Regions from separate parts of the Mus musculus genome. Here region 2 is linked to region 1. Evidence: chromatin loops called from intact Hi-C (ENCODE). Cell type or tissue: left cerebral cortex. All regions are shown on one strand. Each heading gives the region's core, and the rest is flanking DNA. Links, peaks and the distances in the headings are about the cores only. Region 1 overlaps Man1c1 (mannosidase, alpha, class 1C, member 1). Region 2 overlaps Man1c1 (mannosidase, alpha, class 1C, member 1).

Region 1 (15,479 bases), core at 7,768-10,267:
CGAGGGCCCAAAGAGCCCAGGGTGCCTAGCTCAGCACAGTCCATAGTCTTTAGGGGACAGACCTGACACTTCTAACCAGAGTGTGCATCCTGTTCCCGGCCCTCTCACTGACCACCTGGGAAATTTGAACTGGTTACCTCATTTCCGACCCATCTCCTTGTGTGTGTGTTGGCTTTCTACACAGTTCTAATGGGCAGGCTCCTACCACTGAACCACACTGCCCGCCTAAGAGTTTTTCCCTCTTCTTTCTGGTTTTTCCTCTTGGCCTCGAACAAAGCTAGAATTCAGCCAGCGCTCTAGGTTCCTTCTGGGAAACCTGTGAATGGTCTTCAGTGTGTGGCGTGACTGGAGAGGAACGGCTGTCTACAGGGCCGAGAGCTTGGTAGAGGGTGTGGTGGGTGCCCCTGGCCACCAGCATCGTCTCACCGGGGCCTGGTCCCCTGCTCTTTCCCGCAGATGATGCGGTTTTCCTGGCAGAATTACCGCCGTTATGCGATGGGCAAGAATGAGCTCCGGCCACTCACAAAGGACGGCTTCGAGGGCAGCATGTTTGGTGAGTTGACACAGACCTCTGGGGCCTCCAGTGCTTCTGTCCCTTCCTAGGCTCTTCCAAGCTTTTCTGGACTCAGAGGACCCAAGTGCTCCTGTCCGCTCTTATATCCTCACTTCTGAGCGATGCAGCTTGGGAAAGTGAGGCTGGTGAGGGAGGGGAACATGGAAGACTGGGTAAATCCACCTTACAGGAGGGAGGGTGATGGCAAGGTGGCGTTGTCTCCAGAGAGAATGAATATGTGTCTAAAGAGGCCCCGTTTGGGTTGCCTTTAGATAAAATCTTGGGGTGTCCTTTATGTTGGCTGGTGACAGCAGGTCAGCCACGTGCCCTCACGTTTCTCCTGAAGCCCTTCTGGCTGTGTCCCCTCTTTACTGCTCCATTCTTTGAACCCAGAGCCCCTCTCTGCATCTCCTAAAGGCTGCAAGCTCAGTCTCCTATTTCGGACGTCACTCCTCTGCCTGTCATGGTGCTAGCTCCTGCTCTACAGGCCCTCTAGCAAGAAGATGCTGGGGGCAGCCTGAGCACCTCCTTTCTTTAGGGAAGGATGCTGTGCTGGACCAGATAACCGCAGCACCATATCCCCCACTCCTCACTCCCATGGAATACAGGCTGCTGGAGTTGGATCCAGAGAAGCAAGCCTGATACGGAAACCCCAGGGAAATCTGAAGGGTGACTAGATGCGGGAGCCCAGGGCCTGTGTGTGGACCCGTCATTATCATGGTTAGCGTTACAGGAAATATGATCCAGACCCACATTCTCCTCCAGTAGTCAGCGCTGGAGGATCTCTGCCTGCCCAGATGAGTCACCCCTGTGGCAGTGGCAATGGCAAGGGATGTGGATTTGAGCAGCTTCATGCATTTATGAATGCAGGAGGAAAGGGGGATCCAAAAAGTACAAAATGGGCAAAATAAATAAACAGAATGCAGTTGCTGTCTCATAAATGTAGCCACTGCTGACGTCTGTGTTCATGGCCTTTCAGTTTTTCCTCTGTGTATACAGTTTGGATTTTGTGAGAGGGACATTTGTGATGGCAGTGGTGGCTCAGGCCTTTAATCCCAGCACTTGGGAGGCAAAGGTAGGGTCATCTCTGAGTTCGAGGCCAGCCTGGTCTACAGAGTGAGTTCCAGGACAGCCAGGGCTACACAGAGAAACCCGGTCTTGAAAAAACAAAGACAAAGCAAACAAAGCAAACCAAAAGAATGTGCGCCGGTTGGTTTTCTCATTTCGATGGCCGAATGTTTGACAAAAGTCAACTTAAGGAAGGGAGAGTTTCTTTTGGCTCACAGTTTAAGGGCACACAGTCTATCTTTTTGGGTGCAGGAATGTGAGGGGGGTGTGGTTATTGTTTCCATAGTAAGGAAGCAGAGAGAGGGGCTCTCTGCTTTTTTATACAGTGTGTTTCCTGAGCAACACGCAGAGAGAGTTGTGTCTCTTTGTGATTTTTAAATCCAATCAAGTTGACAGTTGAAGATTACCTGTCACAGGGTATTTATATTAAGTTTTTAAAAATCTTTGAGCCAGGTGTGGTGGCATATGCTTTCAACCCTGCACTTGAGAGGCAGAGGCAGGCAGATCTCTGTGTTTGCGGCCAGCCTTACCTACATGGTGATATCTAGGACAGCCAGGGCTACATAAACTCTTTCTAAACAGACAAAGCAGTAATAATGATAATAATAAATGCTGGAGCTGCTTCTCCCTGTGTTGCGCAGGCTGATGAACTCCTGGGCTCAGACAGCCATCCTGCCTCTGCTTCCTGAGTGGCTGGGAGTATAGTCTGCTCAGCTCACATGAGATGACTTTAGTGGTTTGGCTGACTGTATGGATGTGTCACCATAATTCATGGCACTGCCTCACTAAGGGACAAAGGTGGTTTCTGTTTTTTTCCCATTAAGAATAGTGTAAGAGTTTTACTCCAGGCATAACCACTGGCCTGGGCATGACCTAAGGATAACTCCTGCGTTGGCTGGGGGGAGAGATGGACTTGGGCGTTAGCATGAAGTATGAGGATCTCTGTCAGGAAGCCAGCTGCCTCCTCTCACCGGCATAGACCTACCACCCGGTGTCCCGCTCAGCTGCATGGATAGAAAGCTGGTGGGGCTCTTCTCAAAGCTGTTGAAATGTGGGCTGGCAGGCTAAGTGGGAATGCAATAAGAAAACAACCCCCTTTCTTCCCTGTAAAGGGGAACTGGTGTTGTCGGTTGGGTGTCTGTGTTTGAAACTGCTCAGCAGAGAGCCAGCTATTGTCTAGTTTTATAGGAAGCACTTCTAGGAGGGACTGGGCTCAGTCGGGCTCCATTTGGTACCATCCTAAGGATGTAGGATTGAAGGCACAGCTCTTCAAGACTCCTCTGCAAGGGAGAAGATCACTAGACATCTGGGACAATGGAAAGAACAAATCCCTTGAGTTTGAAGACCCGAGCGCAGATCCTCCCTCTGGCCTTAGCTGTGTGGCTGTGCCCGAGGCACTTAACCTCTCTGGGCTCCAGACGCTGCCTTTGTTCTGGAGCTTCTGTGAGGACAGCCATGGGAGCATGTCGACCACGAATTAGGAGCAAGCAGTGATTTGCACTGAAGTCACTGGGAGCAGCCTGGTCCCAGGAAACCTGCAGAGGTCCTGAGTCCCTCGGGTGTTCTGACTGCTAGGAGGTGCTAGGAACCCATCTGGTCCCACAGCACTCCAGGCAGTAAGCAGGCTCTACCCGCCATGGTGTGATCTGGGGAAGGGAGGGGTGCCCCCCCCCCCCACTGTCATGTGTGCCCTTTATTCTCCACAGTGTTGGGTGCTGGGCTTGGGGTCAGCTGCCTGGAACTCAAGGATGAGTGACAAAGTGGGGTCTCTACCAATCCCCCCCCAAGACTACCTTAACCCCTCTCTCCTGGCAGCCTCTGGGGCCTGTCCAGGGTCTTCAGAAAGGGACAGGTAGAGGTGGCCATAGACCATGCCGTACCTAGTCCTTATTGGCATAACATTCTACAGTCAGACAGACCTGGGTTCAAACCGAGGCTCACGGCTTCCTTGCTGAGTTACCTTGGGCTGGTCATTTCTCCCTGTTAGCTGTTTCCGGGAGCTGGAGCCACTGGTGACGCTGAGCACAACCTGGGCCTGCCTGTGTTAGAGCCTCTGTCAGTGGTGACAATTGTCAGAGTCCATGAGAGCACACGGAAAAGACAAGGCTCCCACCCCAGAGCGAGGGAGAGCGGGTGCACTGCCTGAACCCAGACCGGTGCCACGCACCCGCTTCCTCCCCAGACTCGGTGGGACTGTTGGGTGGCCTCTAATGCCTCAGTGACCTCAAGCCCCTTGAGCCCTGTAGACACAGGATGCTCCAGATCCATCCTGCCCAGCCCCCGCTGTGTGCAGTGCTCAGATGGGACAGGCTCCCACAGTCTGGTCCTGGGGACTCCTCTGGGAGCCTGCATGTGAGGGAAGTCCTGAGCTCACACTGGTGTCTCCCCTTGCCAAGATCTACAGGAGCTCTGGTGAGAATGGTCACTGCCTGAGTGTGGTCTCCCTGTGTGGCCCTTCCCCATGCCAGGCACCCTGTGCTGCCCCATCCTTCCTCAGATCAAAGCTGTTCTTTCTCTGAGGGCGGGTCGTCTTGCTGAGGAGTCTCTCTAGCCCGTTTTTGTGAGGCACTTCACTGTCCTCAGTAGCTTGTTCTCGGCCACATCCGGCTCAGCAGGCCCCATGGAAGACACTCCCAAGGCCCCGCTGGCCACCAGAGAAGACACTCTTGGTCTGTCACTCAGGCCAGGGGACATGGCTTTCCCTTCCTCTGTTAGTTTGCCAGATGGGACACTTCTTGCCCAGCTGGATGTCGGAGAGGCATGGACTTCCAGTCCAGATAAGGTTGCATGGTTCTCTGCAGAGTGAACGGGGCCTCAGTTCGCAGGGCCTGTGATGATCATAGTTATTGTATATATTTTATACATTCTATTTGCTTATTTTGTGTGCGGGCACAGATGCACAACGTTGCACAGGTGGAGATCAGCAGAGTTAGTTGTCTTCTATGACACAGGTCCTGGGGATTGGACACTGGTGGTCAGGCTTCTTGATGGGCGCCTTTATCTGACGAGCCATCTTGCTCATCTTTCCCGTGATGATTAACAGGGAGATGAGCACAGGACCCAGTCCCAGGCACCAAGGAGACGCAAGTCAGCTGCTCTTACTGTCCTGTCACCGGGACTAGTCTTCAGCCTGGGACAGTGTGTGTGTGTGTGTGTGTGTGTGTGTGTGTGTTTGCGGGGTGGGGGGGGGGGGCGACACAATGGTAGAAGAGCCAGCCACAGGTTGGCAGCCACCATGTTATAAAGCAAGTGGCTTGGTGTACAGAGGCCCGGACTCTGCCTATAGAAAAGGCCAGTCATGAATACCTACAGCGAGAACGCAGGAGGCAGAGAAGTATAAGCTCACTGTGAGAAGCCCTGTCTCCACAGCCAGAGGGCAGGGGGTTGATAACACTTTGCTGTTCCTTGCTGTGTGATCTTGGGCTAGTTTCCTAACTTCTCTGGGCCTGTCTGCCCAGCTGCACAGCGAGGCACTAACAGTGTTTCCACCCCAGGATTGTTTTCAAAGGAAGCGGCTAGCTCACACAAGCTGATGCGCATGCCCAGAGCATAGGCTGCACTCTGCAGATAGGCAGCATCGTAGCCTTCGTGCAGGAGAGCCCTGAGATCAAACTGTGCTGCTCCTGTGTGGTGGAGGCATGCCCAGCTTCCCTGAACCCAGAAACCCACGTAAGGAGCACAGGGCTGTCCCCATCTCGTCCCTGTTGCCTTGGTAGGAGTGCAGTGGGCACTTCTTGGCCCTCATCTGAGCAGCGTCTTAGAATCTTGTAACAGGAAAGCCACACGGAGTAAACTAGCCTGTTGCCAACAGAAGGTTCGGGGTGTCCAGGGCAAGTGATCGGCAGCACCCCGTCTTTGCATTCCGCATCAGCCAGTCGTGAGTGTGGTCATCTTTCTGTCTGTGCATTGAGAACTCAGCCCCTTCCTGACAGGAGCACCACAGGACAGAGCCTTGGTACCACTGCAGGGGCCCTTTGGTGGTGTGGCTGTTCCTTTGTTTGTAGGGTTGGGAAGCCGAGGTCCAGCTTGGGGAAAAGGGACTTGCTGGAAGTGACAGCTCCGGTTAACCCCGGCCCACTGTGCTTTGCAACACCTATCCAGAGATTAGCCAGATTGTCACACGAAGCTTGCCGCTGTGGCCAGGTCACAACTAGATGTGGATAAGCTTAGAACTTCAGCACAAAACTGTCTTTCAGGAGGTGTGGGAATTGGGGGCCAAGGGTCCTACACACCCTAAATACACATCCCTCCAGACACCAGAGCTGCACTCCAGTGCACTCCTTGTAAGGTGTCATTTACCCCCATTTACCCAGTGTCCCTCATTTCACAGGCAAGAGGACAGAGCTACCAATCTCCAGGCCTTGCAGTGTAGGCCCTGAAGCCCAAACAGTAAGGTAGCATGCGGCCCACTGCCCCCGAGCACAGTGTAGGGGGACAGAAAGCTGCCCCAGGGCTGGAGGGATGTGCCCCCTCACCCACCACAGCTAGGGTCTGCATCACCTGTCTCTCGGCGTCATTACTGTATATGAGCGGAGTTTTTAGAGCACAAAAGACTTGTCTCCCACCTAGAAAATCTGCCCAGCAACCTCAGGAATATCTGCTTGCGGCCATGCCATTGGCTGTCTAGGCTGAGCAGCAAGGAGCAGGGATTTGAGCATCAGGCTAGGGTTTGAATCCCAGGTCTGCCGCTTACCCATCTTCTGAACCTAGGGTTAGTTTCTTGATCTTCTACACCAGTTTCTCCATCCGCACAATGGGTACAGCAACAGCTTCATCCGGTACAAGGATCGAATGCAGCCGACGCGTGTTAAGCACCTGGCGCAACACCTGCCCGCCTGCACTCATTAAGCGGAAGCCGCAGTCAGCATTCTGCTCGCTAATTAATAATAACGACTCAGATTCTAATCCAGGAAAGAGCAGTGTCTGGCACACAGCGGGCTCTTGATGGATTGTACAAAGAATGAACAGCCTGCCACCGTCTTCTGCCTGGGCCATTTCCTCTTTGTTTCCAGTCTGGCTCCACTCTCTCATCCCCTTCAGTGGCCTTGACCTCCTGCCATGGAGTGCACTCGCTCGGAATCAGCAAAGAGACCTGGGAAAGTGGCTGTCCTGCTTAGTCAGCAAATCTGGTTCCCTGCGTCTTCGCCCTGAGAGGATGGAGGTGTCCCTAAAAGTGATATTCCCCAGCTCCGAGCCTCAGGGTGATTGTGAAAGCCCCAAATTGGATTCTGTCTCTGCCCATGGATTGCCCTATAGAAATGCCAGCCCAGTCCTCATCGTGAGGATGATTTATAGCCCCGAGTGAGTTAAGAGGCAAAGGGAGCACGGTGTGATTTTCGGATCACGGGCTGGCAGTGTTCGGCCTTGGCAGAGAGAAAAATCATCTTCGCCTTGTAAACGAGCAAATAGGATGTTGAGGAGCGAATAAATCCAGACCCCCGAGGTGTCGTTTTTTTACAATTGCTGTAGGGTGTGTGGCTTAGTAGTTCTCACCCCATGCTGCTCACAGTCTCCTGCGTGCATGCGCACACCGGCACACAGGCCTTTCTTCCTGGTCTGTTTCAGACGTGAGCGCTCCTCCCCAGCCCATGGAGCTCCCCTTTGAGAAACCAGCTTTGCCAGCTGAGGAGTTCGTAAAGCATGCCGGCCTGCCCACATCTCCCCGGATCTCTAGCGTGCCTCTCAGAGTTTGGTTCTGGGAAAGTCTATCTCCGGCACTCCCCAGGAAGTCCCCCCTCCTCCGACCCTCCCTTTGCTCCTGGGTGAGGCTGGACGGTCAGCACTCGGAATGGCACCGAGCATTAAGAGGTCTCCAGCCTGGTCTGGGGAGGTGCTCAGTCAATACAATGCTTGCTGTGGTGAGCGTAATGGCCTGAGTTCGATTCCCAGATCCGATGTTAAAATCCTGGCCATGGTGATGCATGCTTGTAACCCCAGCACTGGGGATACAGAGACAGGCGGGTCCAGGGAAGAGATGTCACTGGCCAGCTAGCCTAGTCTACTTATCCATGCTGGACAGTGCCTAAAGACACCTGAGGGTGCCCTCTGCTTTCTAACACATGCCCACAGACGCCTGCATACTGATACATACAAGAGCTTTTTTCTCTATTGCACATGTGTCCCCTTACTGATGTCTTTTTAAAAGAAAGGATTACATTTGTTTATCCATGCGTGTGGTTGTATGTGGGTGCACACATGCCTTGGCACATATGTGGAGGTCAGAAAATACATTTCAGGGGTCTGTTCTCTCCTTCTGTCATGGGGGTTTCAGGGATCAAGTTCAGATCATTAAGCCTGGAAGCATCTTTGCCTGCTGACCCATCTTGCCAGCCCCCCTCTCTCCCTAGTACCTAATTCTTCCCATTGGTTAAGTAATAGCGTTTCAAGTTGTCTGGTGAAAATAATGTTTCTGTTTTATAATCTGTTTTTTGGTTTTTTTTTTTTTTCTGGAGTTTTTCTTCTGAGGGAAGAAAAACATCTCTAGTTCTTGGAACATCAGCGTTCAGCTGGGCCGCTGGCTGTTCTGGCAAGCTGTGCACACACACACATTCCTGACTTGGGCTGGGATTTGCTTTGAGAAAGGACTGTCATCAACTTTGTGAGCGAGCAGCCACACTGTCGTTCCTTGGACAGAGTAGGTCAGGCGTTGGGGCAGCCAGCACCCTTCCAGGAAGTCACATGCTTTGGATGCCCTGCAAGCTCAATCCGGAGGCCAGAGGGTGGAAAGGCACAGAGGAAATGAACTAGAAACTTCAGGCCCACTGGCAGATGTGCCTTTGCCACGAGGAGGGTAATTGGGTGAAAAGTCAGCCACTTCCCCCTAGCCCCCGAGTTGAAGGACAGGCTGGACCCACAGTCACTCGACAAATGCTATAGCCCCATGGGGTCTCCGTGGGACCTTGAATGACAATCTCCTAGCCACCTTCTGATGGTTAGAACGCCCCTTGGGTCACCCTGGGTGATTTCAGCATAAACACTTGTCTACAGAGTGACTCACTGGGTTTTCAGGCTTAGGGGCAGCTGGCTGGCCACTGGCAGGGCCCTGTTCACTCCCTCTGAGACCGCTTTCTCCTCCGAGCGGTTTCTAATTAAGATGCATCGGGGGCCCTTTTCTTTTCCTTTAAAAGCCCTAGCACAGAGCAGAATTTATTTCTTTAGAAAATATAGTAGCAGGTTGTTGTAAAAAGAATTCTCAGGCGAGAGGCCTGGGTTGGTGTCCCAGTACTGGCGCCGGCTGTCACCAGAGCCCACAATATCCTCTGAGCCTTGTCAGCATCCACACAAAGGGCCTGAGCGCAGAGCCTCTGCCTCTGGACCCCTGGCTGTTTATTAGGTGCGCTTTCTGTCTCTGTGTCTGTCTCTCTGTCTGTCTCTCTGTCTCTCTGCTATTGCTGATTCTCTTGGCATCTGAAATGTTAGCAACAAGTCCTGCTCCCGTGGGAGCCTAGTGAGTCAGGGTATCTATTCCCAGAGTGAGTTACTGCCATGCGTGAAATGATTCATATTGAAATTGACATTCCCTCCCTGTGGCAGTGTGTTCCACCCACTCTCCAAAGACCTTTCTTTCCTTGGAAACAAGACTGAGCTGACAGCAACCAGCCCCCTTTCTTCTCACCACGCTGATGGCGCGCACTCGCCAAATTCTCCCGCAAATTCTGTGACTCATTGGAATGTGGATTCACACCATGGCGATGCCAATAAGATTCTCTGCAGCTGTCTGGTCTGGTGTCTGAGGATGGGGAGAATGGTATCCAGGGAAGACACTTTCACTTGAGGCTTAACAACCTGGATCCAACCCTGATTTTGGAACATGGAATTATTTGGAAAATAATTTTTTATAAATTTCTTATATGTAATTGCCGCACATTTCTTTCCTGAGATTGAAGCATTTCCTGTTGGAGTGAGTCGTGGTTAAGACCCAGGATGTAAAGGAAACTCACAAACCATAGGAAACTCCTGAAACTTAAAAGATTTACAGAGCCCCACCTCTACTGTTGTATCAACAGTAACAGTTGCTAGGGAGGGGAGACTGTCCAGCTGTGCCACTTGCAAGTCTGGGAGGGAGCACCAGGGATAACACTTCCATGAATTGTCACTTTGCTGGGATGAGGCAGCTGCCTTTAAGTCACTGGTGCCCATTTAACTAACCCCAATAAACTCATTGGTTCACTCAGCTAGACTTGAGGGACCCTTTTCTTTGCTCTGTTATTATGTGTCTTGAAGAAAAGCCACAAAATACATGCTAGGAGGGAAAACAAAAAACAAAAACTTGAAACTCTTAGGTGTTACTTGAACATCTGCCCAGTAAAATCATAAGCACACACCACAGCGACATCTGCACATATACAGCTGTGGACCGGCCATGCAGACCAAGATGGAGAGAAGTCCCTGGCTCTTTAGGATGCCCTTCCTGGTCAGTGGGTACCCAGTGGTAGCTGCTGTCTTGACTCCTGACACCAGGAACCCCTTTTGTCTGCTCTGAGCTTTTATGCCCTGCACCTTCCAGACATGGGTCTTAGGCTCGTCATTCTGTTATGAACAGCAGTTGACCAGAAGACGGCATTGGATTCCATTACAGATGGTTGTGAGCCACCATGTGGTTGCTGGGATTTGAACTCAGGACCTCTGGAAGAATAGTCAGTGCTCTTAACTGCTGAGCCATCTCTCCAGTCCAGTAGTTGGTTCTTTATCAGGTCCTTCTGCCAATTGTACTGTTGCTGGCCGTTTTTGTTTCTAGTATTTGGTTACTATGTAAAACCTACTGTAAAAGACTTCTTGTTTACCATGAAATGATACATGGTGTACTTATAGAGGTTGTAGCCATCACTTCAATTAGTTTTAGATCATTTGCATCATCTCCCTTAGAAACCCCATACTCACAGCACATGATTCTACTTATCCAGTTTCCCTCCCCACCCCCACCCCTGGGTGGACTGGCTAATTCTAAGCACTTTATCTAAGTGTTAGGATATGGTCTGACTCTAAACGGACCCTGGCAGGCTTGCGTTTCCATCACTTGCTTCCTAGCTTGTGTTACTATCTGGAAAGCTGTGGCGCCTCAGGGAGGTGGGTCCCAAATGGTAGGAGTACCGCTAGGGGCAGAGCTTTGCAGAGTACACCTGCCCTGTGTTTGGGGATGGCACTACAAGCGCCTGCAGTATGGCCTGAATCACCCCCTCCATGCCTTCTCTGCCAAGATGTCCTGAGACCCTCTGAAACCAAAGGAAAGCTTCCCTCTGTTAAGATGTTGCTCAAGCATTTTGTCATAGCACTGCAGAAGTAACTAGTGCATGGTTTGCATCACAGCTGGTCTTTGTAACTGGCTTCTTTTCTCTGAGTATGTTTTGTGTTTCATCCACATAGTAGCACGTATTGGCACTTCACTTTTCTTTATTGATGAATACTATTCCATGGTATGGATATGCCACATGCTAAGAGCTCCGTAGTTGACATTTTAAGTTTCCTTTTCTGTGGTTGTTGCTGTAATAAATAATGCTTCCATGATATGTGAGGGGGGTGCACGGCACAGAAATACCCACAGGGGTGTAAATGAATTATCTTTATTATAAATATTACAGTGAATTAAACTAGCAGCTATATTTCTTCAGCTTATATTATTCCCCAATAACCATACAGAAAAAAACAATATTTAAAACCGTACTTCAATAGCTGAGCAGTTAAATGATCTATCTTTACTTTCTGTGCTAATCTGATCACCCTTCAGCCCCATCCCATGATACTTGCATATTATTATTGATCTGGGCTTTGGCTTCAGGTGTGTTTCTATGGTCTCTCTTCGGCCTTCCTCAATGGCTCCAAATCTTCCATCCTCCTAACTGATTGAATCTCCTTCTCTCCCTCTTTCTTTTCTCTGGTTGGTGGACATCTTGCCCACCATTGTCCTGCCATTGGATGATCAGTGTTTATTGACAAGGCAGAGAATAAATGGTAAGAACTGTTTACACAAACTTGAGACAGGAGATTCTTGACATAAGCATTACAAAGCCATGTCTGGATTGAAACAAGATGTGAGGGCAGAGAAATCAGCATTTGAATAACACAAGGGTAACCTTTACAGGATGCACAAAAACCTTATGCCTTCAGAGGAGAGAGTGAGCAAGAGTGTGGTCCCTTTGAGTCTAAAGGATGTTCCTTGTGGCTCAGGTGAGGCACGTCTGTTGGAAGAGACCTTCTTTGGGCGTAGACACCATGTTCACAGATGTAGCTTAAAATACCTGCTCTGCTCCTGCCCCTGCTCAGGAACCAAGGACACCCAGCTTCTCTGTTCTCAGCTGCTCAGAACTTCAGGTTCCACCCATACCATAAAGGTGCCGCGCACGCAGTCGGTCTGGTGTGCTTCTGCCTGGCTGCTGAGAGCCCTGCAGCTGGGTGAGCCGCAGTGGGTTCACGCATGCGTGGGGATTGCAGGGATGGCTCACTGACCACAGGAAACAGCACTCAGCTGCATCTCCTAACCTCCAGCCAGGGGCCTCTGGAGCAGGAAGATCACTTTCCACACTCCACAGAAGGCAGCCCTCACTAGCATTATCAGAATCAATAGGGACGATGACATTTTCTGAAAGAGCCCCAAGGAGACAAAGCCCTGGAAGTAAGCTGTCAGCACAGTTTGGTGCTAATATTCAAGTTTGTTTTTTCTTCTCATCAAGTCTGAAAGACAACTTGCAATTCTCTGCCTGTGGTTTTGTTTTGTGTTTTAATGACTGGATAACATATAATTGCATTTTCTCCCCTGATAACGGTGAATTCTGGGAATAGTCCATTGGAGATCTTTGCCATTGTCCTACTTGCACCCGCTGTCCCTGAAGAGGGAAGGGCAGAAGAAGGGAGCCATGTGACTCAGGCCTTCTGTCCAGGTCACTTCCTGGGTATGGCTCTGCCTAGGGCCCTGCTCCTGAAATAGCCATCGCCCAGAACTGTGTCTGGACATTGTCTTGTAACAACTAGCAGCCAGGGGTGAAGACGTGGAGAGCATGGGTTACTGCGCAAGTTGGAGTTTAGTTTGGCATCTGTGTGCACTGAGTCCTCACTGTGCACCCAGCTGGGAGCCAGGCTCGGGATGGGAAGGAAGGCTGAAAATCAGCCAGGTCCGGCAGGCTCACAGGAAGGTAGATCAGCGATGCCCACATCTGCCACCAGTCAGAATGTATGCAAAGGGATCATATCTGCCAGAGACCCTTGGGGTGTCCGAGGAGGGGCACGCACCCCATTCCTGAAGCCCTAAAGCTGTCATCCCTTTCCCACCCATCTCTGCATCTTGCACTGTGGGGGACCGTGGAGATGGTGGCATTTGGAAGGGGTTATGTGAGCGCAGCTGCTCATTCTCGGGAGCCAGGTTGCTGGGAAGGTACACGCTGACAGATGACAGTGAAATCCATTCCAGGTGAGGGACAGCACAGGCCACACCCAGGAGGCCACTGTCTGACAGGGGTTGGGAAGTGTGGGAGTGGGGTCTGGGCGTCAGAGATCTCTGTGCACTCAGCCGTAGATCACTCCTCATGGCTCTGTGCAGGCTGACTACTTCATTAAGTATAACACATGGGGCCCATGGGCCCACAGAATGTTTTAATTTCAATTTCTTTTCGAATCAGAAGAAAAAAAAAAGCACATGTAATAATGTACCCAGATGAGATCAGACACATCTTTATAGTGATACAGCTGTAAATGGCCCTTTTCTCTCTTTGTAACAGAGGAAGTGGAGTTGGGTATGATAGTGTAGGCTTACAGTCCCCACATTGAAGGTTGGAGGCAGGAGGATCAGGAGGTCAAAGTCTAGCCTGGACTAAGAGTGAGAACTTGTCTCAACCAAACAAGAAAAGAAAAGCGCGAGAAAGGGGTCCCAAAGACCACCTGCGAGGCCCCAGGAAGTCATATGGACCCCGGTGCGTAGAGCTGCCTTTCCCTGCCTAGTGGATCTGAATCCTGGGCCTGTCTCACTGTTGCCCCCAATGTTGACCTTAGCAACCCAGCAACAGCCTGTTTCCTCCTCTCTTCAAATCAGGATGCTTCCTCTTGAGCGCCAGCCATTACATCTTAAAGGGTGAACAGACTCCAGGGGGTGACCTGCCCCTGCTGCACAGGTGGTCAGATCTGGGCTGCCTCCAAAGCTGAGACCTCTTTCTTTTCTGGGCCAGTAGGGGTAGGTGAGGTGGGGGGTGTAGGACCATGCATGTATGAGGGCCTCAGGCAGCTTCAACATCAGGCTCAGAGGCACCTAGAGGAGGCAGGACTGTGTTCTGATGACTTAGAAGGGGGCTGCTCTATCAACGCTGCTTGCCTTGGTAGCTGGTGTCCCTCTTCCCTGCCTTAGGATCTAAAAATAAGAAGCCAGACTAACCTTCCTCACGCGGAGGATGAGAAAGAATCTCGAACACTCCAGACAAAGCTGTCGCTTGACATTCCCTGCCACCCTAAGAGGCTGCAGCTCCTGGCTAATGAAGAAGACTTCTGTGGGGGGAAAAAAAAAAAAACTGAAGCCTGCTTTCTTGCCTGAAGCAAACCCTGAAGTGGCTTCATTTGAAGGGCTTGAATTCCCGAACATCAAACTCCCTCAGACCAAGAAGCAAGTGCAAAAAAGTTCCTGCAGTCTTTGAAAAATGTATTCTCTGGGCTCTGCCAGGTTCTGGGGGCTGGCTGTACATGTCTCTCCTTCAGGGAACAGGGAGTGGGAGCAAGTCTGGGCATCTCTCCAGGGTCCAGCCTCCCCTCCCAGAACATGTTGGAGTGGATAGCTCAACCCACGGACTGGGGAAGGTGAACCCTCTACGGCTGGGTGGTTAGCTAGAAAGTTGTACAGGCTTCAGTATCAGGAAACCTTGTGTACCATGTGCTTGCTGCCTGTGTGAACCTCGGGGATATGAGTCAACATTCCTGTGCCTCAGTTTCCTTTCCTGGAAACATGGGAATTGCGATGGTTGAGGGTGAGCTTAGTTAATGCATCATAAGGACATTTTCTGACTTTGATGCCTTTATTATTAATCTTGGGGTTTGGGTTTTTTTGAGAGAGTCTTCCGTAGCTCAAGCTGGCCTTGAACTCCTCGTTGTAGCTCTGGGTAGCCTTGAGCTCCTGTTCCTCCTTTCCCCGTTCCCTCAGTGCTGAAATTGCATGCAAGAGACACTGTGCTCAGCTCCCGTCACCATTATCGACATCATCTTTCTCGTGAATATTTCCTGATCTGTCTATTAAGGAGCCCCTTCCCTGCTGTACCATCTGTGGCCCCTTTAACCCACCTTCCCTTGAACATGGGCTCGCCAGCTCTGAAATGAACTCGATAGTAAAGCTATTCATCTTTTAAAAACACTTTTATTATTATTTTTTTTAAAGTACATATCACTGTGTGTTATGCACATGAGTGCAGTTCCTGCAGAGACCAGAAGGGGACGTCATAGCCTCTTGACGTTCCAGGCAGCTGTGAGCTGCCTGGTGTGGATGTCAGGAATTGAACCCCTGTCCTCTAGAAGTTCAGGGCACGATCTTAACCGCTGAGCTATCTCTCCAGCCCAGATTTGGTACCCACACGTCCCATTGGAGTTTGGTTCCATCTACAGCAGACTCAGTTTGGGGTGGGGGTGGGGTGGGGTCTGGAGCTGGCCTGGGAATCTGGGTTGAGCACAATATCTCTGTGTCTCTATGATGGTTCTGATATCTTAGACCAGGTAAGCGAGCACTGCTACAGAGCCAGGTCAGGGCCCTGAAGTGACTAGCCCCTGCTAGTTGACCCAGATAGGATTTTGGCACCTCAAGCCCCCTACTCTCATCCCATAGGTGCCAAGTCTGCCTTGTAGCTGGGCTCCTGCTATACTGGGGACAGTAGGGGTGGCCTGGAAAACAGCCATATGT
Region 2 (15,479 bases), core at 5,117-7,616, 51 kb after region 1:
TCCCTCCTCCAGGGTGTGGCCCACACTGGCTTCTAACGTTTGTCTTCCTCAGTGTCAGGATTGCAGGTGGACCCCATCATGGCCAGCTTCTTTTTAAAGTGTGTTTTCGGTCTAGGATTTGTTGAAAATGGAGTCCATATAACTGTGTTATAGGCCTGGTGTGTGTGTGTGTGTGTGTGTGTGTGTGTGTGTGTGTGTGTGTGTGTGAGAGAGAGAGAGAGAGAGAGAGAGAGAGAGAGAGAAAGAGAGAGAAAGAGAGAGAGAGAGAGAGAGAGAGAGAGAGAGAGAGAGAGAGAGAGGTTTGTCATGCATGCATGTGGGTAGATGCCTGTACAAATGAATTAGGAGGTGAGAGCAGAATATCTCTTACTGCACTGGAGGCTTGCAGCTTGCTGTTTAGGCTAGGCTGCCCTGTCAGGGAGCTCCGCCTATTTCTGCCCTGCCCAGTCCTGGGGTTCTAGGAACCACAACCACACCTAACTTCTTATGTGGCAATCTGAGGTCAGGCCCTCAGACTTGCAGAGGGGGTGCCCTGACCACTGAGCCATCTCTCCCATCCTCTTGTAAAATTCCCCAGGCTGAACACAGTCATATATACCTGTAGTCCCAACTGCTCAGAAAGCTGAGGCAGAAGGATTACATGAGTGTAGGTGTTCAAAAGCAGCCTGGGCAGCACAACAAGACCTTCCCTTCAGGAAAATAAAAATAATCTCGTAAAAGGCACAGACCGACCAGAAGGAGGAAACAAATCCCATCCCCGGGCTAACCCCTCTGAGGGGACATTATTAATGTTTTCATGTGTTCCCTTTATTCAATGCACCCATATGTAAACAAATTTTAAATTGAGTTACAGTATTTTGAAGTACTTTTCTAGGTTCAAAGATGTATATACTCTCCTGCTCCTGTGCCATTTTGGTGGCTGCGTGACATTACATCACGTGGAGGCCAGAACTGAGCCACTTCCGAGTTGCCTGATTCACCACGGTCTATTTTAGGCAATGCCGGAACAAACAGCCATGATAGAAACTCTTTTGCAACTCAATTATTTATGTCCTAAAAGAAATTGGGTTGGTTCATTTGACTTTTTTAAAAATCACATCTGTCCATTTGTTTTGTGAGGTTGTGTGCACACTTGTGTGTGTCACAGTGCACGTGTGGTTGTCAGAGCACAACTTCTGAAGAGTGGGCTCTCTCCTTCCATCATGAGGGTCTTGGGGATCGAACTTGGGCCATTCAGCTTGGCAGCAAGCACCTTTATGAACTGAGCCCTCTTGCTGGCTGCTTTAGAGAAATTGGTTATGAGAGACACTGATGAGTCTGAAGGTCACGTGTCCTGAGTTAATCTGGCATTTCAGAGGGATGGTTTAAAAGGCTCGGAGCCTCACTTGGGGGCCCTGATCTGTGACCTTGTGATGCCTCTTTAGCTATCGTGTAGAGGGTTTAAAACAACCCGTTCACCCTGTCTCCCCTGTGCATAACACTGAAAACAATTGAGTGGCCTCGACTATCAAAGAAAGACATGTCTCCCGTGACCTCACTGAGAAGCTGCCGCCCAGGAGGTAGAAGTTTCTAGAACCTGGATGGTCTGGACTTCAAGTCCAATGCTATATATTCTCCATACAGATACACAGCTCATTTTCCCTTACTCTCGATGCTTTAATTAGCTCCCCCTCACAGAACAAAATGCCTGAGACAACTTGAAAAAAAATGTCCAGCTGGGCTCACTGGTTCAATGGTCCCTGCTTACTTAGCCACTGCCTCAGGTCCAGAGTGGTCCAGGACATCATGGCTGGAACACATGATGGTAGAGATGCCAGGAAGCAGAGACCAAGAGAGGGGTGGGGGCCCCTGCTATCCCCATCAAGCCCCCCTCCCAACCTAACTTTTCCCTTAGGTTCCAGCTTTTAAAGGTTCCTCCATCTCCCGGTAGTAACAAGACTGGGGACCAAGCCTTCAACACATAGACCTTTGGAGTTGCTCCAGGTGCATGCCGCACCATTCAGCTTGTAGCACCCCACAGCCTGTAGCATCCCATAGCCTGTAGCATCCCATAGCCTGTAGCATCCCATAGCCTGTAGCATCCCACAGCCTGTAGCACCCACAGTCTGTAGCATCCCACAGCCTGTAGCATCCCACAGCCTGTAGCATCCCACAGCCTGTAGCATCCCACAGCCTGTAGCACCCACAGCCTGTAGCATCCCATAGCCTGTAGCATCCCATAGCCTGTAGCATCCCACAGCCTGTAGCACCCCACAGCCTGTAGCATCCCACAGCCTGTAGCATTCCACAGCCTGTAGCACCCACAGCCTGTAGCACCCCACAGCCTGTAGCACCCACAGCCTGTAGCACCCACAGCCTGTAGCATCCCATAGCCTGTAGCATCCCATAGCCTGTAGCATCCCACAGCCTGTAGCACCCCACAGCCTGTAGCACCCACAGCCTGTAGCATCCACAGTCTGTAGCACCCACAGCCTGTAGCATCCCACAGCCTGTAGCATCCCATAGCCTGTAGCACCCACAGCCTGTAGCATCCCACAGCCTGTAGCATTCCACAGCCTGTAGTGTCCCATAGCTTGGTAAAGGCAGTGCTGATGCCAGCAGCACCCCCTTCTCAGTGGGGTCTGTCCCTGGACTTGGAGGTGACACTGACTTCTTTCCCCTCCCCTTCCCAAGGTCACCTGATCACAATGACAGTCCTTCGTCCCCCCTACCATCTGAGGAACAACCCAGGCATTTCATGAACACAGAAATGGACACTCAGAAATGCCTGGTGTAAGGACCCCAAAACCCAGCTGTCTGGGGGCCAGGTCCTGTCTCTCAGCCTTGACTGGGTTAGAGTGACCACTCCACCCTATTCAGACTCAGTGCCCTTTGACTCTTCCCCCTCAGGTGTTCCGAGTGAAGGCCATCAAGCTGGGTGAGAAACTGCTGCCTGCCTTCAACACACCCACGGGCATCCCCAAGGGCGTGGTCAACTTCAAAAGGTGAGATGCCCACTTTGAACTGGTGACCGTGATCCACCCCCATTTATGGGTCTTGAGTTGGGGCCCTGATGAGAAGGCCCAGGGACAGTTGGCAGACAGAACGGAGTCCTAGGGAGTCAGTTTCTCTGGCTTAAATGTTTGCAGATTCGGGAGCTGAGGGCACTCGGATGGATAGTTTCCTTTCTGTGCACACTGCGAACTGACCTTTGCTAAGCACTGCCCTGGACAGGCACTGGCTACCAAGTGTAGGTCTCAGGGTTTGAACCACAAAGGCTTGACCTTCTCAGGGTGGGAGGGACATTTGTTCCTCTGCAAACAGCCGCCAGTGTCCTGTTGCCCTAGAACCTGTTGGCCCTGGCTTCCCAGGCGGATCCCGCAGCTCTGGGCCATGCATGACATCCTTGAGCTGAGAGAGGAAGGCTGGGTAGCCCATACTCCCTGTCCTGCCGGAGCAATCATCTGGGGTACCTCACAAGAGTGCTGGCCAGGTGCCTGGGAGAAGAGTCCACTCAGCTCTTCCTGGGCCTCACCCTCCCTCGGTGCCCTGTGGCCTGGGTAGCATTGCCCTCTGTGCCCCCCACAAACCAGCTCCCCCTGGTGGCAAGACTTCCCAGTGTCCTCAGTTAAACTTCACAGAGGCCAGGGTGGCCATGAGGCTGGCTGAGGTAACACGCAGATACCTCAGAAACATACACCAGGCCTGGATGCTGAGTGCTTCTCCACAGACACTAATCCTGAGAATGGAGGCAGAAGAGACCCTGGGTCTGGGCACAGCCCCCAGTGCCCCTCCCTCAGCCCTAGCCTCCTGTCTCACCTGTGGCCCCAGCGGAGCCTGGTCCTACCCAGACCCCAAGATTCCTGGCCCAGTCGTGGCTATTTTTAGGTTCCGTGATGGGCCACGGAGCGATGCTGTGTGTGTGGCGGACTTCCTGGGCTTCCATTGTCACGCCCTTCTCAAATCCATACACGGCCTCCCGCAGTTATCCAATGTACTTTTACTGGGGTGTTCTCCCTCTAAACCTGTGTAAACACAGCTACATAACTGCTAGCAGCTTTTGAGCACACAGGCACCCTGTGAGCCCACAACAGAGAACTTTCCTTTCTAACCACCGGGAAGGACCTCTTTTTTGCCAGGAAAGAAAACGAGGCTCAGAGAAGTGCAGTAATGCCCCCAAAGTCACGCAGCAACTGAGTAAAGTTAGTATTTGAACTCAGCTCTGGCTGTCATGATTACACCATACACAAGAGGTTAACCAAGCAGCGAGGGTACTGTAGAGCAACCTTGCCAGGGGAAAGGAGAGAAGTGAAAATCTTACTGTTGGTCCACTGGGTCACAGAGCTGGTAGGATGACCCCTCTCCCCTCCAGAATGCTGTGGTTGTGTTTAGTACCTAGTATTTAGATTCAGCTCTACAGCTTTCTGTGTGACATTGAAAAAGTGCCTCCCCCTCTCTGAGCCTAAATATTCCTACCTATGACAGGAAGATCACAGTATCTGCTAATAGAGTTGGGTGAAGGTAAAATAAGATACCAAAGTCACCTGGCTCCCGTTAGAAGTGTATTGTCACTTACATATGCATAATTACATACTGATAAAGATGAAGGTCACGTGCATAATTGATGCCTCACAATAGCTCCGTGAGGCTGAGCACCTTGGTTTAAGGGAGGAGGAAGCTGAGGTCTAGTTAAGTGGAGGGGCACTCCTGAGGACCCCTGGTCTGGGACATAGAGAAAGCCAGTGACTAGGCAGAGTGACAAAGCTCCCCCCACCATTCACTCCCACCCCTACGCACATTCGCATGCTCTCCCTACTACCTGAAGTCTCTGGGGCAGGTGACTGAGGGAAGCCAGGAGAGAGAACAGAGAGGCCTGTGTGGTGGACAGTGAGTCCAGAACTCACTGGAGGCTGGAAGGGAATGAGGGTGCACACGCCTTTGATCCCAGCACTCACTCTGGAGGCAGAGGTAGTCAGATCTCTGAGTTCAAGGCCAGCTTGATCTACAGAGTGAGTTTCAGCATAGCCTGGTCTACCTAGTGAAATAATGTCTAAAAAGCAAGCAAGCAGGCAGGCTACCTGGGAGGCTGAGCTACCTGAAAGAATCGTCTCTTCTTCTCTGCCAGAGCACCAGAGACCGATACAGGGCACGGGCAGAGCTTAGAGTGGCCTGTGAGGCCTTGGGCCTTCAGAAGTATGGCCCCCAGGCACCTCCCCACCCCACACTGCCTTCCCAAGTCATCTCCATCTGTGGAGGTGGATGGACAGCAGCGGGTTCCGAGGCAGCAGGAGAGCAGAGAAACCCCCCAAAGGCGACACAGCCACCCAGGGCCTGCAGAGGGGAGGTGCCTGCTGTGTCTTGCTCTCTCCCTGAGTCTTCACTAACTCTCTGTAGAATGCCTGTCCCCTTGGAAACCTAAATAATCCTGTGAGAAAGTAGTGAAGATATGCATGTGGAATCTGAGACATGGTCCTCTGAAGCCTTGGTCTTGCCCACAGCAGTCCTTAACAACCCCCGCCCTTACTTTCTTGGCCCCCACAGAAGCCTGAGCCTGGGGAGGCAATGGCAAGAAGCGGTTGGCCTCATTCTGCCATATAGAGACAGAAACTGAGGCACACAGGATTCAAGGGCTTGTCTGAGCTCGCCAGCTGAGCAGCACCGTGCCCCCACCTTCTGGTTCCAGGGTGCAGCAGGCAGAGAGGTCTGGGAAGCTCCCCCTCAAAGGGTGGGGCAATGCAGGCAGAGGCCTCGGCTGGCTCGGTGCTGCTTTCTGTAGGGCCCAGCTGCCGCACAGACTGGTGACTGGCGGAAAGTGTCTGACTCTGGCCTGATCCTTTGTCTCTAGAAGGGAAGATGGGAAGATAACTCACATGCTGAGAATTTTCTTCCCATAGCCCTAGACGCTGAAGTGGACATCAGAGCCTCCTGCAAGCACAGGGCTAGAACATGACTGACATGTTCATGAGAGGCTAGCCTTGGCTATGAGGGCCCTACTTCTTTCACTCCTCACTCCCAGCTTCCTTGGGTCCAGCAGTCCAGTCTGGGGCTTATAGGACCCTAGATTAAAGGGCAGGCAAAAGTCTGTGTGTGTTTCGGGGTGTCTCTAAAAATGATCATTGAGTGTCCTGTGGGGCTTTGGGGCTTCTCAACGACACCATCAATGTCACCTGCAAATTTCACCACAGACACAACACCCCAAACACTATAGAGACTGCTTGGGAGGAACAAAGACTGTGGCATGGGCTCAGACCACCTTCACCAGGTCCCACCCCTCACCAGCTTCGGTGCCATCCATATGGTGGGGCCCAGGAGGATTAGCCGAGGTGCCTGGCACACAGCAGGCACCACCCTGTACCACAGCTGCTGCCGCTCTCAGCCAAGGAGCCAGCAGGGTGACAGAGCTGATGTCTTTTCAGCGGTAGCTGGGGCTGGGCCACGGCAGGCAGCAGCAGCATCCTGGCCGAGTTTGGGTCCCTGCACTTGGAATTCCTGCATCTCACTGAACTCTCTGGCAATCCAGTCTTTGCAGAAAAGGTGAGTTCTCCCCCCCACACACACACTCCAAGGGATAGAGGGCAAGTGTCTGCAGTTGAGGTTTGCAGACCCCAGCCACCACTCTTGAAGCAGTAACTAGTGGGAGAACCAACTGTGCCCAACACCAGGTGGCAGGGAGGGAAACAGAAGCCACCAGAACTCTGCCAGCGAGGCTTGTGCTGGTGCACGGGCTGGTGGCAGATCTGTGAGCCTGTGAAATCTGGAGACTGTGACTGAGAGCCAGGCTCCGCATCCTGGCAGGAACAGGCGGTGGTGTGCGAGTCCCTTTCCAGGGACATTTAGCTTTTCTCAATGTGAGATCTCCCCGCCTTTTCCTCCCAGGTGCTGTCTGGCTCGAGCTGGCAGCAGGCTGGCAGAGCGGCTTCCTCGACACTGTTCTTGGCTGCCCAAGGCTACATGGGTGCTGGGAAGTGCGTCCTGATGATTGCCCGTACCTGTCCCTGGGATGCTCTCCAGAAGGGGCTACAGTCCTGGGCAATCCACAAGCGAACATCTGGATTCAGATTTAATCCTGAATCCAAAAGAAGTCAGTGTACACATAAGCCCCTTCCAGACCCCTCTAAGAACAACCTTTGGGGTCCCACTGTCCCTCTGAAATGGCCACACACTGTCTTGGGCCACCAGCTGTTCTCCGAGCATATCCACCACCACGCCAAGCAGCTGGAAGGAAGCCTTTGCTTGCCCCAGGCCCTGGAGTCTGCACATTCATATGATGCCCAGTGTTCCTTAATACTAGATTTGGGGCCACTGTGTCCTCTGTGTGGGAATCCATCAGGACAGAGACATCAGGACAAGCTTCCTGCCCCCTTGATTGGTGCCTCTGACCTGCCTCTTGCCCCTACCCTTACCTATCCAGGGTATGGCCACTCAGATGAGTCTAACCACACTGCCCAATGCCATGCTCTCTGACCCTAAGCCAGCTCTGGCTTTCTGTTCACACTACCCGCCAGATGGACTTCCCTGGGACGCCCTGGCCAGCTCAGGAAAAGGTTCCCCAAGAGTGCACACTGGCCCGTACCATGTGCTGGGCAGGTTTTATCTTAAGCCCCAGCGAGGGAAGGGGGGTGGCAGCGGTGGGGGAGGGGGATGGCAGTGGTGGGGGGAGGGGTGTTTTCTGCCAACCCAATCTAACTGAGGGTGGAATGAGATCCAGAGAGGCTGAATCACCTGCCCCGGGGCAGCCAGCTTGTGAGTGATAAAACTGAGAACCGGGCCGGGAACTCTTCAGCCTCTCTCTTCCCTGGCCCACAGCTGGCTACAGGCTGCAGCTCCAGACTCCCAGTCCCTCCATCGCTCTCCATTTGCATACTTCAGCTATTTTCGTCCCCCCCTAGTCACGCCTCCCGCAGAGGCGATTATTAGCAGTCAAAGTTTTACAGCACCCTGCCCCCTCCTGGAGAGCTAATATAGCCTGCTTCCCTGGGTCCCACCAGGACAGGGGAGCATAAGACGATTGGCACAGAGAATCTTCCTGTCCCTCTCCTGGTCTATGCTGCCTTAAAGGGACCCGAGGTCCAATGAGGCAAAGCCAAGCGCCTCTGAGGTAAAGGAAGACTGACGATGACGCTGAGGGCTCAACCTCTCAGCTGCCCCTTTGTGCCAGTTTATCTGTGGGGTGGGCGGGGGGCAGTGTGGCTCTCCCAGAGAGTCCAGTTCTAGTGGACATCAGGGAAAAGTTCTCCATTGCACCTCCGGCCACGTGCAATCCTGGAGGCTGCAAGCCCAGCCTCTGCCGTGTGCTTGCCTAGCTCTCTGCGTCTGTATTGGACTCAAGGGCTGTTCCATGCAGGACAAGGAATACAGAGAGTCCAAGGACTCGGAACGACCTGGTTCGTGCCCCAGCTCTCTGCTAACTTACATGGGCTGGGCTGGGGCTCCATCAGTGGTGTTTGCCTAGCATACGCGAAGCCCTGGGTTTGATCCAGAGCAGTCATAAGTAGGACGTGGTCATACACGTCTATGACCCCAACACTCAGGGTGGAGGCGGAAGATTAAGAGGTCAAGGTCAACTTGAGCTACATGAGACCCTGTCTTTAAAAGAAGGAAATGTAGCTAACAAGATAGCTACCGCCACTCATCTGAAACTCCTCCCCCAGAGTGGTCTGCAGGGGAGGTACTGGCAGGTAGCCAGCCCAGGATAGGGCTGTTGCAGGCAGAGCAGTCAGCAAAGGGATGGTGAGTCAGGCTGCACTTGGCTCCATCCCACCATGCTCTGTGTGCAGGCACAGAACCTGGGGCTCTTTTCACTGTCTCCCCCACAACCAGAAAGCTTTAACCCCCATATGCATCTGAAAACTATGTGTGTTATCCTCGTGGGTGGAGAATCGATGACTTCTTCAGGAAAGTGACTGCGCCTGGTGTCTCTCACAGGTCAAACATATCCGCAAGGTCCTCAGGGAGATTGACAAACCCTTCGGTCTCTACCCCAACTTCCTCAGCCCCACGAGTGGAAACTGGGTGCAGCGTAAGTACTGGCCCTGTGGCTTCTCCTCCCGTGGGTTCCCATTCGGGCTTCCTGAATCCTAGCAGGCTCCGGCTGAGAGCCGGGGTCGGGCACCAGCTCTGGATTCACCAGCCTGGACATGCCAGCACCTACCTACCTACATGTGTGCCCAACTCTTCCCAGCCGCCTTAGCATCCATCTCTCTCAGCAGCCCTGCACCCTCCTCCATTATCCAGACTTGCAGGAATGTCCCACTTAAGGCCATCATTCAGAAGTGACTGCAGGAAAGGGCCCGGGGAGCTCCCCCCACCCCTTTGATCTGGTTCCCACCTCCAGCTTTGATTGAGATAAAATTTTAGGTGGGGACAAACTAGGCAGTGATCTAAAAATCACTTACCACTATATTTTAACTTCCTTGAATCAGTCCTGGGCGTTTTCAATTTAAAGAATTAGCCCAGGCTATTCTGGAACTCCATCTTTAGATTAGGCTGGCCTTGAACTCAAAGATCTGCCTTCCTGCCTCTGCCTCTGCCTCTTGAATGCTGGGATCAAAGGCATGCACCACCACAGCCCTACTGTTTAAAGACTTTTTGAGATAAGGTCTTCAGGTAGCCCAGGCTGGCTTTGAGTCCTCCTGCCTCCACACCCCAAGTGCTGAGATGATGGGTGTGTGGCTTCACACCTTGCAACTTTGTCAAACACCTGTGGGGCTTCCCCCAAGTCCTAGCCACAGATAGAGTGGGACTGGACGGAGAGTTGACCAGGCCCGCAGAGCCTGCTGAGCTTACTGTGGAAGAGCCAGGCTCTGGGAGAGTGTCAAAGGCTCAGCCATGTGGTCAGTCAGCAGGAACTGCACTTTCAGGCTCTGTGTGTGTGTGTGTGTGTGTGTGTGTGTGTGTGTGTGTGTGTGTGTGTGTGTGTGTTATATCATTTGCAACCTCAGAAATGACAGATGAAGGGGAAAGAGTTAGGGCCACAGCTCAGGCCACCCAGCCTCTGCTCCTGCCTGCTTCCCAGACTCTCCACACCTGGCTTCAGCCTCTCAGGAGACCCAACTCCTCCTACAGCTTAGATCTACCCAGGGTAATCCACTGGGCTCCAAACACACACACAGATATACACAACAAAGATCCATACATATACACAACACACAGCACACTTATATACATACACACAGCCATATGCCATATAGACCCACACATATGCACAAACACACCACACATATACACACACACCAGACACAAAGATATAAACCACACAGTCCTACACAAACACATGCCACAGCATACACATGGACATACATCACACAGACCCATGCATGCACACATGCACAAGTACACAGACATAAGCCACACAGACCCACACACATATATACAGACATACTGCACCTACGCACCACATACAAACGCACACCACACAGACACATGCATACACAAAAACACAGGCGCAAAACAACACATACACTGTATAAAAGCACACACAAAAATACACATACATGCCAACAATATACATGTCACACAAACACCACATAGCTGCAGCAGGGGCCCACCATCCCCAGACAGAGAGGACCTCAACCCTCCCTTTCAGCTCCCACTGCCTTGACCCACACAAACCAACTTGGTTTCCTGAGGAGCTCTGTGACTCGGTCTGAACTCGGGTCTGAACTCTTGCTCCCTTTCCCCAGCCTCTTATGAAGGCCCAGCAGTCACTGCTAGGTATGGCAGAAACCAGTCATACCTGTGAACTGTCTGCCACCAGATGAAGACACACCCACAAACACACAAATGCATATGGAATATATACATTTATATGTATTTCCTAGTATTCAATTATAAATGTTTAATAAAAAATGAAAAACACATGTCCTTAATCCCAGCACTGGGGAGGCAGAGGCAGGTAGATTTCTGGGAGTTCAAGGCCAGCCTGGTCTTCCAGGACAAAAAGAGAGAGGGAGGTGGGGGAGACGAGAGGAATAAATCGGCCCTTTATAGTTAATAACCAGGGCCCTGTGTCATCATCCTGCTAAGGTCAGATGAACTATGGCCCCGAGGACCCCAGGTGTGGATACAGGACACCTGTCTCAAGATGTCCTGGTTCCCAGCCGGGTCCCTTCACCCTACCCTAGTGGGACTGGATGACATCTGAACGGATGCTGGCTCCACCCCAAGCCTAGCTCAGGCCACGGAGGTCACCGTTTGAACCGAGCCAGTGGCAGATATGCTAACCCCCCCTTGTCATCCTTTCCTTGCAGATCATGTCTCGGTAGGAGGACTTGGGGACAGTTTTTATGAATATTTGATCAAGTCCTGGTTGATGTCAGCCAAAACAGATATGGAGGCTAAAAATATGTACTACGAAGCCTTGGAGGTAAGCAAAGCTTCCCACTACCCACCGAGTGGGCAGCCGTCACCCCTGGGGACCCTGGGCGAGGTCGCAGAGTGGGCAGGGAGAGACCGACCGGGAAGGCCTCACCAGCAACACTGATAGCTCCCCAGGCTCCACAGACATCTGCGCATCCCTCCCCCATGCTCAGAAGCCCGGGCTCCGGCAGGTCAGGCCATTTGTCCAAGATCTCATAGGAAGTGACAGTCTGCTCTAGAAAGCTCGGCTTAAGCCCTCCCCCAGGGGTCTCTGGGCTTCTGCTAATGTGCCAAAGCCCAGATGGCAGCCAGGAGCCCCCGGGGGGCTTCCAAGCGTGATCTTCAGCTGTCGTTCTGTAAAGCAGAGGTGACACTTCAGGAGAGAGAGTGACATCCTGGATGTGTGGAGCATGCCCTTGTGTCCCTTCTCAGCATGTGGGTGCAAGGTGAGGTTCAGAGAGCAAGGACACTTGCCCACGGCCACAGGGCACTGAACTGTCAGAGTTAATGTCACTGCTGGTCTACTCAGGGGGTGTGGAGTGAAGAGGAGTGGGAGCCTGGGGTGAGGTTCCCCCACCCCCCGCCCTGCTCAGAGAGAGGAAAACTTAGAAAAGGGAGTTGGGGAGCTGGAGCTATGGATGCCGGTGAGCCCTGCTGGTAAAGAAGCACATTCAGGGGCTGGAGAGATGGCTCGGTGGTTAGGAGCCCCGGCTGCTCGTCCAGAGGATCTGGGTTCACTTCCCAGTACCCATACGGTGGCTCACAACTGTCTGTATCTCCGGTTCCGGGATCCAGTGCCATCCTCTGACCTCCCTGGGCACCAGGCATGCACATGGTACACAGACATACATGCAGGTAAAACACTCAAGCACATAAAGTAAAAATCATAAATCAGAAATACATTTTTTTTTGAGTCAGAGCTTTTCTGTGTAGCCCTGGCTCTCTTAGCATTCCCTCTGTAGACCAGGCTGGCCTTGAACTCACAGAGATCTGTCTACCATGAGTGCTGGGATTGTAAGGGATGCACCATCCCAGCCTCGCTAGGAAAGAGGAAGCAGGAGACAGGCGTTGGGTTGGATTCGTTGTCTGATCACCTCGCTCAGAAACACCGCCTCATGTCCTTTAAAGTGAGCTCCTTCCTCCCCTCTGCCCCGTGTCTGAAGCGGTTCTCCACACAGCAACCATGGATGAGTTGTTCCTGTCCTGGCCAGCTCTTCTTACTCCTAGAGTTAACCAGGACCCTCTCCTTCATCCGTGAGGCCCCACCTGGTTGGGACCCTGCCAGTCCCAGGACTGTATCACTCACTCTGTGTCTGTCCCCTCCACCCAGAATGCCATTCGGATAGCCAGGTCCTTCAGACTGGCCAACTCTTCACTCATATGCTACTGAGATGACCTTTCAGCCTCTCCAGCACACACCCAGGCTTGTTCTCTTCTTCACTCGTAACAGACTCTGAAATGATTGTTTGCACACATTTGATCTTCCCCCCAATACAGCGTGAGTTCTCTAGAACCAATAATCCGGTCTCCGTGTTTACCCCATATGCCTCACTCCTGAAACAGACTGGCACATGGTGGGCACACAGTAATTGTTACAGGAATGAGCAGATGCAGAGTGATGGACAAGACTGAGTGGGTGGGTGGGTGGATGGGTGGGTGGATGGGTGGGTGGATGGGTGGGTGGGGGGATGGATGGATGGATGGATGGATGGATGGGTGGATGGATGGATGGATGGGTGGGTGGATGGATGGATGGATGGGGGGATGGGGGGATGGATGGATGGATGGATGGGTGGGTGGGTGGATGGATGGATGGATGGATGGATGGATGGATGGATGGATGAGTGGGTGGATGGGTGGATTGGTGGATGGGTGGGGGGATGGATGATGGATGATTGGGTGGATGGATGGATAGATGTAAATAGTTGCATTGAGGGATGGATGGGTGGATGAGTTGACAGATTGGTATAAACAGATGGGTAGATGGATGGACGATGGATGGATATATAAATGGGTATATAGATTGTAGATAGATGTGAATAGTTGGATGAGTAGATGGGTGGTATCTTAGTTAAGGTTTTACTGCTGTGAACAGATACCATGACCAAGGCAACTCTTTTTTTTTTTTTTTTTTTTTTTTTTTTTTTTTTGGTTTTTTCGAGACAGGGTTTCTCTGGATAGCCCTGGCTATCCTGGAACTCACTTTGTAGACCAGGCTGGCCTCGAACTCAGAAATCCGCCTGCCTCTGCCTCCCGAGTGCTGGGATTAAAGGCATGCGCCACCACGCCCGGCTCCCAAGGCAACTCTTATAAGAACAACATTTAATTGGGGCTGGTTTACAGGGTCAGAGGTTCAGTCCATTATCATCGAGGCAGGAACATGGCAGCATCCAGGCAGGCATGGTGCAGGAAGGGCTGAGAGGTTACATCTTGTTCCAAAGGCAAACAGAAGACTGACTTCCAGGAAGCTAGGATGGGGGGCTTAAAGCCCAAACCCACAGTGACACACCTACTCCAAACAAGGCCACAACTTCTAATAGTGCCACTCCCTGGGCCACACATATACACACATCTGGACTGGTATGGGCATCCTGACCGACAGATAAAAGGATGGACAAATGGACACCTGGACTGGTAGATGTAGGAGTGGGTGGATGCATGTGAACAGTTCAAATGGTCGAGCAGATGTGTGTGTGAGTCGGTGTGTGTTTGGGGGGTAGAGAGCTGGGCCAATGGATGGACGAGTAAATACGTGGATGATAGATTGATAGGAACAGTTGAATGAGTGGATCCATGCATGGATGAGCTGATGGGTAGACGGCACATTAGCTACGCATGGGTGGATGCGTTGGTGAATAGATGAGTGGATGTTGGTGAATTGATGTGAGCAGATAGGATGGATACAGTGGGGGAGGGGTAGATCGATGTGAATACGTGGATGGACGACGCATGGACTAGGGGATGGATGCTCTCTAAGCACCACCTGATAGTATGAGTCTGCCCAGAAATAGCAGTGCTTATAAAAGCATCTAGAGCCATGGACCTCTTAAACTGTGGGTTTGGAAATCTCAGGGGTGAGATTTCTCTACCCGGCTCCCTGGCACCAGACTCTGTGTCATGAAACGGTGCAGTTCAGCTAACCTCGCCTTGGCCCCTGTCTGCCCTTGGCTCTGGCCAGCGTCCTCTGTCAGGGGTTAGGTTCTTCTCTTTCTGCTGCTCTCTGCAGAGTAAACAGGACGTTAACGAGAGCGCACTGACTCCCGGCCCTTAGGGCACAGCGTGGTTGCGGGGAGAGATGACCATGAATTATTTAAGCAGTCTGGGAGCCTCAGAAAGCATGGCTGAGTAGAGAGAACTCAGTTCCCACATTTGATCTCCTGGAAGGAGCCTGGGGCTGCAGACCCTGAGTGACGGACAGGCCTCTGGCAGGTCTGAGACTTTGAAGAATGCTCTAGTGGTCCTCTCAGCCTTGCTGGCACGTTGGAATCGCTGAGGAGACTCAGACCCCCTTCTCAGGCTGCACCCCAGCAGTGGTGCCAGGACGTTGGGGTGGCCCAGAAATGGTTCTCTGGAGCTTCTCAGGGATCCCTGTGCAGGCCAGGGCTGAGAACCTGAAGGTTTAACTTGTGTCTGTGGGGGTGAGTGGGAGAGTTCAAGGCACCTCATAGACACACCCTTGAGCGTCATAAGAGGACACTTAAGGGAGCCAAGGAAGATCTCGCCACTGTGACCTCCTGTAGAGAAATCTATTAGGTCCCCGTGTTAGCTCCACCTTAAAGATAATGAAATGGAGACTGGGAAATACCTAGCTGTTTTTTACTGCACTGGCTGGCTTTAAGTCACCTGGGTCCCTATAGGTGGACTTGGGTGGGCTTCCCAAAAAACATAGGAAGGAACTGGCCAGGTCACAGTGCCTCTTCCTTCAGGCCCTACCAGCATCCTGTGAGCTTGTGTTCCCATTGTACAGATGAGCCAAGTGAGTCTATAGAAAACTGGGAAGTGGCTCCGAGATACCTAGATACCCCTCACTACCACCAACCTCAGTACCATGTCTTGTGGCTTGAGCCTTGCCCGGACACCTCACCCAGAGCCCGCATCTCACTCTTGGCTTTAGTTGGAGCTAAGGGAAGGTTTCAGCCTGT

What was found. A loop is a pair of places that touch in the nucleus more often than their neighbours do. Peaks named below come from ENCODE experiments on the same cell type or tissue, not always from the same donor. Only the 100,000 strongest peaks of a DNase experiment are listed, where the experiment ranks them.
Region 2: a loop joins it to region 1, with 3.0 times the contacts of the local background. A loop is called at or near these places in 8 of 42 quality-filtered maps.

Annotation. Positions count from the first base shown.
Region 1 is chr4:134,625,361-134,640,839 of GRCm38, reverse strand. Man1c1 (mannosidase, alpha, class 1C, member 1) reads left to right here. Exons shown (of 12, transcript NM_207237.3): 2 at 457-553. Among named protein-coding and RNA genes, the nearest start is that of Gm42326, 41 kb to the right of the region's middle. In left cerebral cortex, for the core only: no CTCF peak of the experiment used is centred there; DNase peaks (open chromatin) are centred at 8,318 and 9,173; H3K27ac peaks cover 2,157 bases.
Region 2 is chr4:134,571,805-134,587,283 of GRCm38, reverse strand. It overlaps Man1c1 (mannosidase, alpha, class 1C, member 1), which reads left to right. Exons shown (of 12, transcript NM_207237.3): 5 at 2,890-2,984; 6 at 6,396-6,513; 7 at 8,905-8,998; 8 at 11,229-11,344. Among named protein-coding and RNA genes, the nearest start is that of Mir6403, 12 kb to the right of the region's middle. In left cerebral cortex, for the core only: a CTCF peak has its summit at 6,645 (motif pointing right); DNase peaks (open chromatin) are centred at 5,701, 6,401 and 6,757; H3K27ac peaks cover 2,274 bases.